Linked DNA regions of Homo sapiens: region 2 is linked to region 1. The links are chromatin loops, found by intact Hi-C in ENCODE. Cell type or tissue: ascending aorta. All regions are shown on one strand. Links, peaks and the distances in the headings refer to the core of each region. The heading gives the core; the rest is flanking DNA. Region 1 has its middle 160 kb from the start of SLCO3A1. Region 2 overlaps SLCO3A1 (solute carrier organic anion transporter family member 3A1).

Evidence for each region. Hi-C counts contacts between places; a loop is a spot of excess contacts. Peaks named below come from ENCODE experiments on the same cell type or tissue, not always from the same donor. Only the 100,000 strongest peaks of a DNase experiment are listed, where the experiment ranks them.
Region 2: a loop joins it to region 1, with 3 times the contacts of the local background. A loop is called at or near these places in 1 of 110 quality-filtered maps.

Annotation. Positions count from the first base shown.
Region 1 is chr15:91,692,472-91,699,342 of GRCh38, forward strand. No RefSeq gene overlaps it. Among named protein-coding and RNA genes, the nearest start is that of SLCO3A1, 160 kb to the right of the region's middle. In ascending aorta, for the core only: no CTCF peak of the experiment used is centred there; DNase peaks (open chromatin) are centred at 1,870, 2,230 and 2,590; H3K4me3 peaks cover 731 bases; H3K27ac peaks cover 1,423 bases.
Region 2 is chr15:91,917,576-91,924,446 of GRCh38, forward strand. The region is part of intron 2 of SLCO3A1 (solute carrier organic anion transporter family member 3A1); the gene reads left to right. Among named protein-coding and RNA genes, the nearest start is that of SLCO3A1, 67 kb to the left of the region's middle. In ascending aorta, for the core only: no CTCF peak of the experiment used is centred there; a DNase peak (open chromatin) is centred at 1,756; H3K4me3 peaks cover 652 bases; H3K27ac peaks cover 2,097 bases.

The DNA of each region.
Region 1 (6,871 bases), core at 1,584-4,083:
CCTTTCTTTCCACAGCTGGACCATGTCCAACCCTGCTCTGTGAGCAGCACCCAGTCCTTAAGAGTCCCGGCCCAGTGCTCCAGGACTCAACATAAATTCCCTTGAGTGGCTGGTCCCCCCGACCTAGAACCCAGTGAGGGTCTCAGCACAGTACCCTTCCTCATGTCCCCAGCCTCTGCCATAGCTGCATCCCAGTGATGTACTGAGCAGCTCCACTACATCTCCCAATCCTCACAGCTCTTCCCCACCTCCTAGCTCTCCCTGCAGAAATCTGGGTATTGAAACAGTCCCTGTCAGAACTCCTCCACCCCTGTCAGACACGCGACGCCAGCTCCTGTTCCAGGTGCTGCCTTGATACTCACCCTGGCTGCTGCGCTGGACTTCCTCTCAGTGCCTGGAAGGTGGGTCCAACCTGCTTCCCCCCTGGAGTGGGAGTGGTTCTGAGCTCAGTTTTCTGTAGTATGCTGATTTCTGGCACATTTAAGTGGTCCCGTACAAGTGTGTTCTTTTTTTTTTTTTTTTTTTTTTTGAGACAGAGTCTTGCTGTGTCGCTAGGCTGGAGTGCAATGGCGTGATCTTGGCTCACTGCAACCTTCGCTTCCCGGGTTCAAGCGATTTTCCTGCCTCAGCCTCCTGAGTAGCTGGGGTTACAGGCATGCGCCACCACGCCTGGCTAATTTTTGTATTTTTAGTAGAGACGGGGTTTCACCTTGTTAGTCAGGCTGGTCTCAAACTCCTGACATGGTGATCCGCCCTCCTCGGCCTCCCAAAATGCTGAGATTACAGACATGAGCCACCGCGCCCTGCCACAAGTGTGTTCTAAGACATGCTGTAATACTGATGCCCACCCCCAACTCCTTCAAAAATAGGAGACAAGAGCCATCATAGGTCTTCCTAGGCCAAAGAACATGCTGCAAGACATCACTCCTCCAAGAACACGGGGATTTGGGGAAGAAAGGACTGGTGAGTATTTCTAAAAGTTCATTTCTGAGGAATTCTGTTAGTAACATTATAAGGAGTTAAATAAAATACTCGCTGGAGTTCTAATAGGTATTTCCATTAACAGACCAAAGAGCTGGAAAAAAAAAAAAAAAAAAGATCGTACATGTGTAAAGACTGCCTGGTCTCAGGCAAGCCACACAACCACTTTGGACCACAATTCTTTGTCTCTAAATGCTCGTCTTGACCCCTGCTCTTCCATACCCATAAGCTTATTGTGAAATCGAAGTGGCTTATAAATCCTAAAACAGTGGTTACAGATGAAGTATTTCTGATTCCCTGACATGAACTTGCTATAAAATGAATTCAAAGTCTAGGCAGGACTTACCCTACAAGAATTAGATATCATTCTTTTCAAATTAGGGTAATTTTGGTTTGGATTTAGATGGGTCTTAATTGACTCTTGTATGAATATGTTTCCTATCACATGTTTGAAATTCTCTTTCTTTAGATTAAACAGCATTTTGCTTTTAAAAAATAAAACTGAAAAGCATTTTAGAATAATCACTTTGGTCTTGGTCCTAGCCTATCCATATTTCTGCCTTAAACATTAAAATAGAAAGTATTTGGGGAATAATTAAATTGTATCTGGTGGGATATCTCCCCCCAGTGAGAGAGGAAATGGAACAGGGAGATTTGAAGCAGGCCTAAGAATATAATACTGTGCTGCTGAGCTACAAAAATCCTGCCTGATTTGTAAATTTGCGTTTCCATGGCAACACAAGTGTGTAGTTAAATAATCCTCACTCGTCTAGTACTGAATTCCAGCAACTCTTCCTAAACCTTCATCCTATTCCAATCCCACAGCTGTTGCCATGGAAATGATCAGATAAGATTCAGTCCTAGAGGTAGATGGGCCAACAGTGGGAGCTAGTCCTGGCCTACATATAGCCACTGAAATATTAGGTTTTGCTTTGCTTCCTCCCAATCTTCAAATCACAGAAAGCGGTCGCTTCAAATGAGAGGCTAATTTAGCATGATGTCATGACAATCAGTCTTGGGGTTTGGGCATGTGGAGTAAATGAGGAAAAGTTAACGCCAAAACACTGCTGGGGAATGGAAAAAATCAGAAATGCTTTCCTCTGACTCATTTTTGGAAACTTTCTCCAAGAATCCATTACACCAGGGTATTCTCTCAGGAGGTGGGTGTCCCAGATGCAATTTTCCTAGGCTGGTCCCTGCCCTACCAGGAGGTTAGGTCACACGGGGCCACTCCCCAGGTTTGACAGCCGAGGAGTACCCGTTCGTTCGTTCTGCATTGTTCATGAGGAGTTCTGTTTTTCATAGTTGATGGGAGTTTATAGTGTGCCTCCGGGGTTGACTCTGGCTGTGTCAGCAATGTCTTTAGGACTGACAGAATTTTTCCGTGCCGCTATCAACATCTTTGTATCATGTGCATTCTTGCAAACAGATTGTTTGGGAAGACCTAAAATTTAAATCATTGTTTCTAAGCAATATCCAGAGGATATTTTGTTTACATATTATAGAAAGAAGCAATACTTTGTCTCTTTGAACAGTGTGATCTCATTTATTGTGAAATCTTTGCTGGATACTTCCCTGAAGGGGAGGGGTTAGGCCAGAGTCCAAAGCAATTTTGCCTTTCAGTGAAGCAGATTCCTCGCAGTGTGTGAGCCCTAATATGTCATATGAGAAAAAGACACACCTCACAGTAAAATACGAAATCCCAGTAAAATATGGAAGGGAACTTGAAGTGTCTCTGGAAATCCAATGAGCAGTTTTCAGATGAAGACGCTGAGGCTGGGGTTTCCAATATCTCACGGTTTAGGACTCATGGGTTTTTCTCTGGACTCCCCCTCATGCTGCCACTGCTTTAGGGAAAGATCCAATAGGTACAGCTATCTTTATTTTTATTCTCCTTTTTCCTGGACAGCTCCAGCAGAGTTCCTATAGTGTGGTTCTTATTATTTCCTCTTGGAAGCTTCAGTCATATATGCTAGACACTGTTTCATAAATTTTCACATGCCTATAATTTGTTCAATAAACACTCGCTGAGTTAATATATATATTACATGATTTAAGGTATCATTGGAGTGTGATATAGCTTGGATTCATGTCCCCAACCCAATCTAATGTTGAAATGTAATCTCCAGTGTTGGGGGTGGGGCCCGGTGAGAGCTGATTGAATCGTGGGGGCTGATCCCTCATGAATGGTTTAGCACCGACTCGTTGGTGCTGTCCTCGCAATAGTGAGCGAATTCTGGTGAGAGCTGGTTGTTTAAAGGTGGGTAGCAACTTCTCTCTCTCTTGTTCCGCCACATGAGATGCTTGGTCCCCCTTCAACTTCTGCCGTGATTGGAAGCTTCTTGAGGCCTCCCCAGCAGCGGACGCCTGTATTCTACTTCTTGTACAGCCTGCAGAACCATGAACCAATTAAACCTCTCTTCTTTATACATGACCTAGTCCCAAGTATTTCTTTATAGCCATGTGAGAATGGTTTAACACACAGTGTTTGGAGTAAGAAGCTGCTATCAACGTGTTCATATTGACCTTGTTCCATGTGGCTCCTCTCACCATAGTGACAGAGCGATAAGGTGGCAGCTTCTAGGACCTGCTTAGACGTACTCTCTGAGCAAGTTGTATGTTTTAGGTGGTAAAGGTTATGACTTTCAATGACACGGAGTAGAATTTGCTCTTCTCTTGACTTTCATCATTGTAAGTGACGCTGAAGAGAGACAAGAGCTGAATCGTTTCTTAAATGAAGAAAAATGAAAAATTAGAACTAAGAGCTTACCTTCTCCCACTGATTTCTGTGACTCTCAGCAGTACTGTGAAGAGGAGGTTGTGCTCTCTCTCACACAGCAAAAACGCAGCTTTGTAGCCTAGCGGTCATACCTCAATAGAATGGAGCCAGTGTAGATAACATTCTGATATCCTGTGTGCTATTCTGATCCCCGCCCTACCCCTTATGTTAATTCAAACTTTGTAAACACTCTGTTCTGTTCTCCTGAAGCTGAAGTCTATCTAACTGCGAAGAATACTCTTCATGTGAAAAAATGTGTACTTGTTACTATGGTGATGAATACTGTCATTTCCACAACCAGGAAAAGTTCTGAAATGGGGGAAATACTCCTAGACATGGCCATGCTAAGTGCTCATCTTCAAATCCTTCCTTTCCAGACCCAATCAGGCTCCAAATCTCCACTAATGCACTTCTGAATATATCAAAAAAATCACTCTTTCCCAAGCCACCATCATCTTTCTCTTAAAACGACTGTAGTAGCCAGTTAATTAATCTTACAGATCTTTTCTTAGCCCTGTTCAAAGCAGGAACCAAAGCAATGCTTTAGAAACCTGAAACCCGATCATGTCACTGTCTTGTTTATAAACCTTTCAATGCATTTCAACTTTTTAACTTCTGCCTCTCGGAATAAAATCCAAAATCCTCAGCATGGCACTGTATGAGTGGTCCATTTCCCATCTCCCCAGGGCAGCCTGGAGCCACTTCTCCTGCATTTCCCATGCCCCAGCCACCCACCCAGGTCCCCAGTGTGCACACAAACAAGGAGTGCTTCTCCTGCCCTTTGCTCTGGCTGACTCTATTCACCCTTCAGCCTGAGCTGAAAAGTTATTTCCCAAAATAAGGTTTTGCTGAGCTCTCAGGTTGCAGAGTCTCACTCTTGCAAGCTCTCCCGCACAGTGAGTATGCATTTAGAGGAATTCACCACAACTAACCACAGAGCACTGTGTATAATACTTCATCTGTAGTCTCTTGTAGAATGTAAGTCCTGTGAGGACAAAGACTATGTCTTGTGCACAGATGAGATGCGTAAGAAGTAGCTATCAAAATAATGAATGAAAGCCTGTGGCTAAATGGAGAGCAAGAACAGTCACGGGCAATGAGAAGGTCCAGGCAGTTAGAGGCAGGTTATTGGGAAGGTCTCTAATGTCCCAGAATGGACAGGGAACAAGGGACACCTTTGGTTCAAATATTGAGCAGCTAGGCCTGGCGTGATGGCTTACGCCTGTAATCCTAGCACTTTGGGAGGCTGAGGTGGGCAGATTGCCTGAGCTCAGGAGTTCAAGACCAGCCTGGGCAACATGGCGAAACTCCATCTCTACTAAAAATACAAAAAATTAGCCAGGTGTGGTGGTGTGTGCCTGTAATCTCAGCTACTCTGGAATCTGAGGCACAAGAATCACTTGAACCCAGGAGGCAGAGGTTGCAGTGAGCTGAGATAGCGCAATTGTACCCCAGCCTGGGGGACAGAGCGAGACTCTGTCTCAAATAAATATATATATATATATAGAGAGAGAGAGAGCAGCTGTACGTGCCACACCCTGAACCAGAGGAATGAATCGGGGATGCAAGGCGAGCCACAGTTCCTTATGTCACAGACCTTACAGTCTATTGAGGGTGACATATGAGTAAATGTAAGTCACATCATACATACTTCTAAGTTAAATGCCATATTGATATGGTTTGGCTCTGTGTTTCCACCCAAATCTCACCTGGAAGTGTAATCCCCGTAATCCCCACGTATCAAAGGCAGGACCAGGTTGAGGTAATTAAATCATGGCGGTGGTTTCCCCTATGCTGTTCTCGTGATTGTGAGTGAGTTCTCATGAGATCTGATGGTTTTATAAGGGACTCTTGCTTCCCCTTTGTCTTCCACCATGAGTGTAAGTTTCCTGAGGACTCCCCAGCCATGCTGAACTGAAGTCGATTAAACCTCTTTCCTTTCTAAATTACCCAGTCTCGGGTATTTCTTTATAGTAGCATGAGGACAGACTAATTCCTGTCCCACCCCCAAAAAGACATTCTGCATATCATGTTTTATGCTGCAGGATGCAGAATGATTTGGCAGATCTAAATATTCTATCCCCTCATAAGGCTGGGTTGCTACAAACATCTTTTTTCTAGGGAAGCTGACTCTAGTATTTGAAAATGAGTATTTTTCTTATATCATGGGCCCTGAAGTCAAGCCAACTATTTCATCTGGTGCTCAACTGAAGCAAAGATGATTTGTTCCAGTGCTAAGAGGGAAAGGAGCTGGAAGCAGCATTGGGCAGAGTGGGGAGCTGAGCTGCCGTGCAGTCTCAACAAAGGCCTCAGCCAATCCCACGGGGAGCTCGAGAGCTGGGAGGGCCCTCCGGAGTTGTCTTGAATTGAGGCAATGGGGCTGGCCATTGAATCCCTATACTGACCAATTATTAATTGTAGGCTGCCCCAGGAATGGGTGTGCCCTTGGCTGAGGCAGCTGCCTTACTCTGAGGGCAATTCTTTGGGAGAAATTCAGCTGTGCACCGTCAGAAAGAATCACTCCAAGCAGGTGGGGGAATGAGTGCCTTTGTCCTGAAGGCAGGACCTGGGTGGCATATCACAGCATCCACTACGTAGAGATAGGCACGGTGTTTTCTAATTTTCCCTCTTTTTTCTCTGCCCTTGCCCATCCCCAGATTTTCTTCTTACTTGAAAGGATTTCCTAGACATAAGCCTATTGGTTGATGGCAATGGTTCAGCTGAGCTTCTACAATGCTCTAGCTCATAGAACATTGAAACCATAGAACATTGATCTGGGGAGGGGAAGCAAAAGATTTTAGGCACTGCTTGCTTCACATAATTCAATCCATTCCCATCTCCAACTGGTGCTGATGGGTGGGTAAAGGCAAGCTGAAATGTCCTGTCCCTCCAAGAAAGAATTAAATATATTTCCTAAGGATGAGAATATATGGATTATTTTGTCTTTAAGTATAGAAAAAGGTAAACAAAGATGAGTATAAGGCAGTTTCATGGCCCTGAGCAGTGCCATGGGGCAAAGTGCTTGCTCTCTTTGGACCCTTCCATTTTGGAAGGAGCTATTTGTCCTCAGCTGAAGTTTGAGAATGACTGGCAGGGAGAGTCCCAGAGCTT
Region 2 (6,871 bases), core at 225-2,724, 220 kb after region 1:
GAAAGATGGAAGGAATGCGCCTCTCCATTCAGAGGATGGAGCACCAGTGAGCCTAGTCACCAGCTACCTATGGAACAAAGGGGAAGAGAAAACGGCTCAGGCCAGAGATGGTTAGGGGTTTCCATTATTACCTGAGAGTGGTTATGGTGGAGGAAGGGAAACTAAGGTAATCATTTTTCTTTCATTGCCTTAAGTCTTGAGTGAAAGCCGCTCCACGTGAGTTTTTTGCACACCAGATCATGGACTACAGCATGTAGCCACAAAGGTCTCCTGAGGTCCACCCTCTGACTTGACTGATGTCACCCTAGGGCTCTGGGAGAGTTGTTTTCTGGTAGGAATAACAGGAAGTAGATCAATCAGAGCACAGGGAATGAAATGGGGAGTGAAAACCTGAATTGTTGTCTCTGCTGATAGAATCAAGTAGAAAAATTTCTCCCCAGAGTCACCCCTGAAGTCCTAACAGTGCTGTATCACTTCTGCCTGGGGCTTCCAGCCGTAGTCACTGAACCCTCTTCTGGAAGTGTCTCCTGATGAGTTAAGCTGTGCTGTTTCCCCACACTGGGTGAGGGTTGGTTTGAATGTGCCAAAAGCTTTATGGTGAGGAAGCACTTTGGTTTGGGACATGGGGGTGTGGGAGGTGGAGGCGTGGACAGTAGGGCTGATCATTTGAGGCAGAAGGCCTTCTTGAATTCTGAGGCCTTGTCTGTGGGATTTGCATTGAGTCTTTGGTAGGAAGAACTATTCAGCCAAATTTCTATTTGGTCACCCCATTCCTCTGTGATAAGTCTGAGTTGGGGGAGTGTCTCTTTGCATGACATACGAACATCTTGGTGGCTCTGTTACATATGGCCAGATTCCAAAACATCGTAGCCCATGCCATGGAGATGATAGTTCTGGGTTTCTCTGCACTGGTTTACATGGGTTTGTGTTTATCGGGATCAGGAGAGGACAAGTCTTTTGCATAGATTGGCCTCAATAGGGGGCCTTTTATTCCATATGTGGTTTATTCTCCAGGTATAATTTAAGATCATAGCATATGCAGAGTATAACTGGTTCATTTATTTATTGTATGAGCTATAAAAAAAGTGTTTGTGGTAGTGAGAATATTTCAGAGTTTATCTCCTCTAATATGGCACTAGTTCCTGAAGCCACTTAACTTTACTTCACAGTATTTGGGGTAGCCCACTGAACAGGATTGATATAAAATTCTGGCCTCTTAACTCCCTGAAGAGGAGGAAAGTCTCAAGGGACTGATGCTGGGACTGTAGGTGTAACTGTATATCCATCGGGGAGGAATAACATGTGTACCCCTGGTTCCAGCTCCTGCAGAGTTGGTCTAGAGAGGGGCCCACAACCAATTGTCTGGTCATATGCCTAAATCGTGACACTATAGTGGAGATTGAAAGGATTCTAAATATGGCATGTGTAAAACACCAGCTTGTTCTTGAGCTGAGCCTTCCCTTTGGGTGTCAGCAGGGAACAGAATGATCAACATGCACAGCTCAGGCTGCAGATCAGTGGTGATGACACCTGCCCCGGGTCACCCGCATTGTGGGTCACTAGATGGGTGCTGTTTGTACATCGGTGGCCGTGTCGTAGCTTCCACTACAACCCAGGGCAAAGTGAAGCATTCCATCTTGAATCAAGCCGATATTTTCCACTGAAATGACTTACTTGCTTTGGCCTCTTGTGGCTGAGCCGCTGCCAGATTCCTGGATTCCTGGATGGGCTATTCACAAGGGGCTCCTCTGGCTGGCACCATTCTTCAGCCCGTCCTTTCCAGTGTGGGAGGGAGCCAAGGGAGCTCATTACCAGGGGACAAAACTGGATGAATGGGGACTCGGCTCTGCTGGCAGGCTTTCACTGCGGCATCATGCGGCACCCGGACTCACAGTGCAGCCAGACGGTGACCCGTGGGTGGCACGTGGCACTCTTTGTTCCTAGAGTGACTACATGGGCGCAGTGGCAGTGGAGACCACTGGGCCCCTACTGAGGTCGGAGAATCCATTCTTTGGGAGTCTAGTCATGCCTCTAGCTCCATGTTGTGATCTTCCATTAGCCCAGTTTTCTTAGCTGTCCTTCTGTTTCTCTAAGTTCAGAACACAAGTCGTATTTGCTTTTTATGAAAGTGTAAGTAGGATGATGGAATGGGCTTACTGTGCCCTTTCATTAGGTTGCCCCCCTTTTTTTTTTCAAGGAGGAAAAGGTGAAATGGGAGTACTAAAGATTTCTCAATAACTTTATTCCTAGTTAAAAAGCATTACATGTTCACCGTTTACAATTTTGAATATGTAGAAAAAGAATAATTAGAGAATATTGTAGCTTTATGGTGTACACAATTCTATTCTCTCTTCTGCATTAGCATGCTTTTCTATGAAAATGTGTTCAAGATAAATGATGTTTTGTGTAATTTCATTTCTCTTACTATTTCATGAGCATTTGTTTGTTACTATTCTATGACATTGCTGCATATATAATCCCTTCTGAATATATACGACAATATTTAATACTTTCTATAGTTGGACATGGATTTTTAAAATATTTGCTGTTTTAAACAAAGCAGATAGGTAAACTGTGATTCCGAGAGGTTGAGTAACTTACCCAAGCTCATTTACCTGGATAGGGCTGGGCTGTGGGTCTGAAAGTGATGCTTATTTCAGGTATGTCTGGGATCTGCTCACGAGGCTGGGATGGGAGCTCAAGGGTGGTGCACGGTCCAGGGAGTCAGGTGCAAGCCAGGGCATTCCACGAGACAGCCCGAAGCCTCCTGGGCATACAAATTGCAGCAGGAGCCAGGAAGGTGGGAAGACAGCAGTGTGTCTGGAGTCCAAGGAGAGAGGTGCTGCTGAAATGGAGAATGAGTGTCAGAGCCAGAATGGAGTATTGGAGGTAGGATGGAGAGAGAGGAAGGTGGTCCTAGCTAACGGTTCAGGTCTGAGTTCTGTAAAGAGGTTGCACCCCTGTTTCATAGTGCTTTGAGCTGAGATGGCTGCAAATCAGACCTTAGACATCTGGGGCAGGAGCAACTGATCTGTTGCATCTTTCGCTCAGCTCTTTCCAGCAGTGTGGGCGCCATACCTTCACATGCCATTCATTCTGTTTTTTGAACCGCAGTAACCACTAGGAGGTTTTTTTAAGTGTTGTGTTAGAAATAGGCCACCTTACAACTTCCCATACCCTGGGTTCTGGTTATGCCCTCTGGATCTACCATGAATAATCCCTATCCCTCTTCCATATTTTGATGGCTCCCCAAATAGTTGAGCACTAACCTTTCATGGGTAGGCGGATGGTATCTAAAGCTTAGTTAGCTCTTCGGAGCTAAGACCTTTGCTCCATGCTTGATGGATTTCCTACCATACTTCCTTCTTAAGAGGGATGCCAAGGGCTGGGGAGCTCATTACCAGAGGACAAAACCAGATGAATGGGGGATGTGGGATATGGCGTTGTATTAGTTTGCTAGGGCTGCCCTAAGCAAACACCACAGACTGGGAGGCTTAAATGACAGAAGGATATTTTCTTATAGTTTTAGAGGCTGGAAGTCTAAGATTAAGGTGCCACAGGGTTGGCGTCCTCTGAGGTCTCATTCCTTGAATTTCAGATGGTTGCCTTCTACCTGTGTCCTCACGTGGTCTTCCCTCTGCATACACATCCCTGGTCTCTCTGTGTATCCAATTTACTCCTCTTACAAGGTCGCCAGTCACATTGGTTTAAACCCACCCATATTAGCTCATTTAACCTTAATTGCCTCTTTAAAGGATCTATCTCCAAATATAGTCAGTCACATGCTGATGTACTGGGGGTTAGGGCTTCAATATATGAATCTGGGGGAAGGAACACTATTCAGCCCATAACAGACACCAAAGAGATTAGTACCAAACCAAGACTACACTCCTGCCTCTTTGCCAAAAGTTTTCGGTAAGGAGCTGTATTGTAATTTTTCTCTCTAAGTACTTGAGGAATTGATGATATAGTTTTTTTTTTAAATAACTTTTAAAAATTACAGAATCACAAGTTGTGGCAAAATACAGGAAAGTCCCCTGTATCCTTCTTCCTGTTTCCCCTGCTGTTGATGTCATGGTAACTATCACACAGTAGCAAAACCAGGAAGTTAACATTGCTGTGATCCATAAAATTTATTCAGATTTCTCTTTTTTTTTTTTTTATTCTTTTTTGACATGAAGTCTCACTCTGTCACCCAGGCTGGAGCACAGTGGCGCCATCTTGGCTCACTGCTGCCTCTGCCTCCTGGGTTCAAGTGATTCTCGTGCCTCATCCTCCCGAGTAGCTGAGATTATAGGTGCCTGCCACCACACCCGGTTACTTTTTTTTTTGTATTTTTAGTAAAGACAGGGTTTCGTCATGTTGTCCAGGCTGCTCTCGAACTCCTGACCTCAAGTGCTCCGCCTGCCTCGGCCTCCCAGAGTGCTGGAATTACAGGCATGAGCCACTGCGCCCGGCCAAGATTTCTCCAGTTTTATATGTGCTCATTTGTGTGTCTGTGTATAGTTCTGTGCAATTGTATCAAATGTGGATGATGCAGTTTTAAGAATGCAGATTGGGATCAAGATGAAACCAGATAATTTTGAGTTGTGTGTGTTAGGCAGACACACGCGCGTGCACGCACACACACACACGGCACAGAGACAGGCTGGCAGATTCTCCTGAGGATGGATGTTCTGGAGAGAATGGGAGCTGGCCAGCGGAAAGGGGTTCTTTGAGAAGGGAGGCTTTGCTGTTTGCCTGAATACACAGAACAAGTGCTCTAACTCAGGAGGCACACGTATTAGACACAAAAATGTGTCACGTTTTCTTTGTTTATCACTTATCCTGAACCCCAGTGCAGCCCTCTGTGTTTCCGTTAATAATGCAAAGAGAATAATTCTCAGATTTCATCTGCCAAGTGTTTGATTAGTACGAAGGGCCCCCGAATACTGGCCAGCAACCAAAGAGAACCAAATTTCCTTTCAGAGCCCTGGGAGCAAAGAGTTATTTGCCTCTGATGAGTTTTTATTTTAACTTGACATTGGGTAAAATGTGTTTTAACTCTCCAAAGAACGTGGATTGGGTATGGATCAAATATACTGTGACTGAAGTTCATCTGAAAAAATAATTAAAAAGCCATCTCTCGTGGGAGCAAGCATTGCTCATTATATTCTTGCAACTTCATTGATATTGAAGTTTCCTTCGTTAATTTCTTTTTCTAAAATAAATGGCACTATAAAAGTGGTCAGTTTGTTTTGGCCATATTCCATTCCCTCTCCCCAGCTGCTGGTCGCATGCCATTTTCAGTGTGTTTGTAGCAGCCTGCTAGGAAACAGCCTGTGGCTCTTACCTGGTGCTTCCATATTGCCTGGGCTGATAGGTGTTTCTCATTCATTCGCAGCCACTCATAACTCATGCCCTGTGGTTCATGGCATCACCGCTGTGCCTGCTGCCTGGGTGACCTTTGGACAAGACTCTGTGGGCTCTGGAGCCCAACAGTCTTGAAATTGAAATCCTGGCCCCTCCACGACTCCTGGGTTTTGGATGAGTTTCCAATTGCCCTGAGACTTTTGCCTTTTCAGTAAAATGGTCTGGTCTACCTGGCCAGGCTTTCCATGAACGTCAGGTGTCCTGTACACGGTGGGGATCAGTAAATGCTGCCCTTTTCATCCTTATGGTCATAGCATCTCCATTTCCAGATGTAGAAATTAAGGCACAGATGGATACATGACTGAACTGTTTAAACGCAGGAGCAGATCTTTGGACAAGAGCCCTTGGAACCTGATTTTCAGCCTGGGATGTGATCCATCTTATAGAGCTGAGAATAGCAACCTCTTCAGTCCTGAATTAAACCAGCAGCGCTCTTCTTTTCCTGAAGACCCCCTCCAGTGGCTCATCTCAAAGTGCATGAAGTGCTAGCATTGCCCCAGGCAGGAGGAGAGCCAGTTTGTATTAATTTGGAGGCAGCCCAGAGTATGGCCATTGCCCCAGTGTGATGTATGGATTGGCTTTCTGGGTTCTAGCATGTCGCTTCTTAATTTGGAAGCATATTAGCTCAATTTTCTTTTAAATAACGTATTCTTATTTTAGTAACATTGAGAAAAACAGAAATGTAATAAGAAAACCTAAATAATATGTAATCCAGATACCTATAGAAAATTATTGTCAGTAGTTAGGTATATTTTATTCCAGCCTTTTTTCTTTGTATATCGTTTTGCTTAGTTAAAAACCATACTATAAATAAACCTGCTTTTTATCAGTTGGCATATTATAAAGTTTTTCCTGGGTCATAAACAATATACATCATTTTAGATAATTGCATATTATTTTGTCAATCTAGAAATGCTGGAATTTGCTAGTTGGGCATTTAGGTGATGAATGTCTCTGTGGCTTTAGCCTTGTCGACGTTGGCTGAAAACTTTAAAAGCTCAGGTTAGTTCAGATAGATTCAGTGTGAGCTGAAAGCCAGCCCCCTGGCCCTGCGGTGACTTTTTCCAAAAGATAAATGAGTGAGGCCAGGAGTGTCATGCAGACGGGCTTTGGGCCGGCTATGGGTGTTGGCATTCTTGTTTTGAAACCCCCTTCCACATCTGCTCAGGGGTCACAATCTTAAGTGCTGAAGGGGTGCAGCTGATGAATGAGAAAAGCAGACAGTGTGGAGCCTGGGGAGCTGGTCCTTGCCTCGTCCTTCACCATTTGTTGCCCTGTGGGAGTGCAAAGTTAGTGTTTCCAGATCTTCTGATTGTTAAGAGAGGCTGGAAATCCGTATTTTTCAAGAGGATTGAGTTGCCAACTCATTGAAATCTTCTCCAAGCCCTTTGCGAGTCAGCATTGGTTAGCATGTCTCGAACACATGGTAGCTCAAACACACACGGTAGCTTGCCATGGT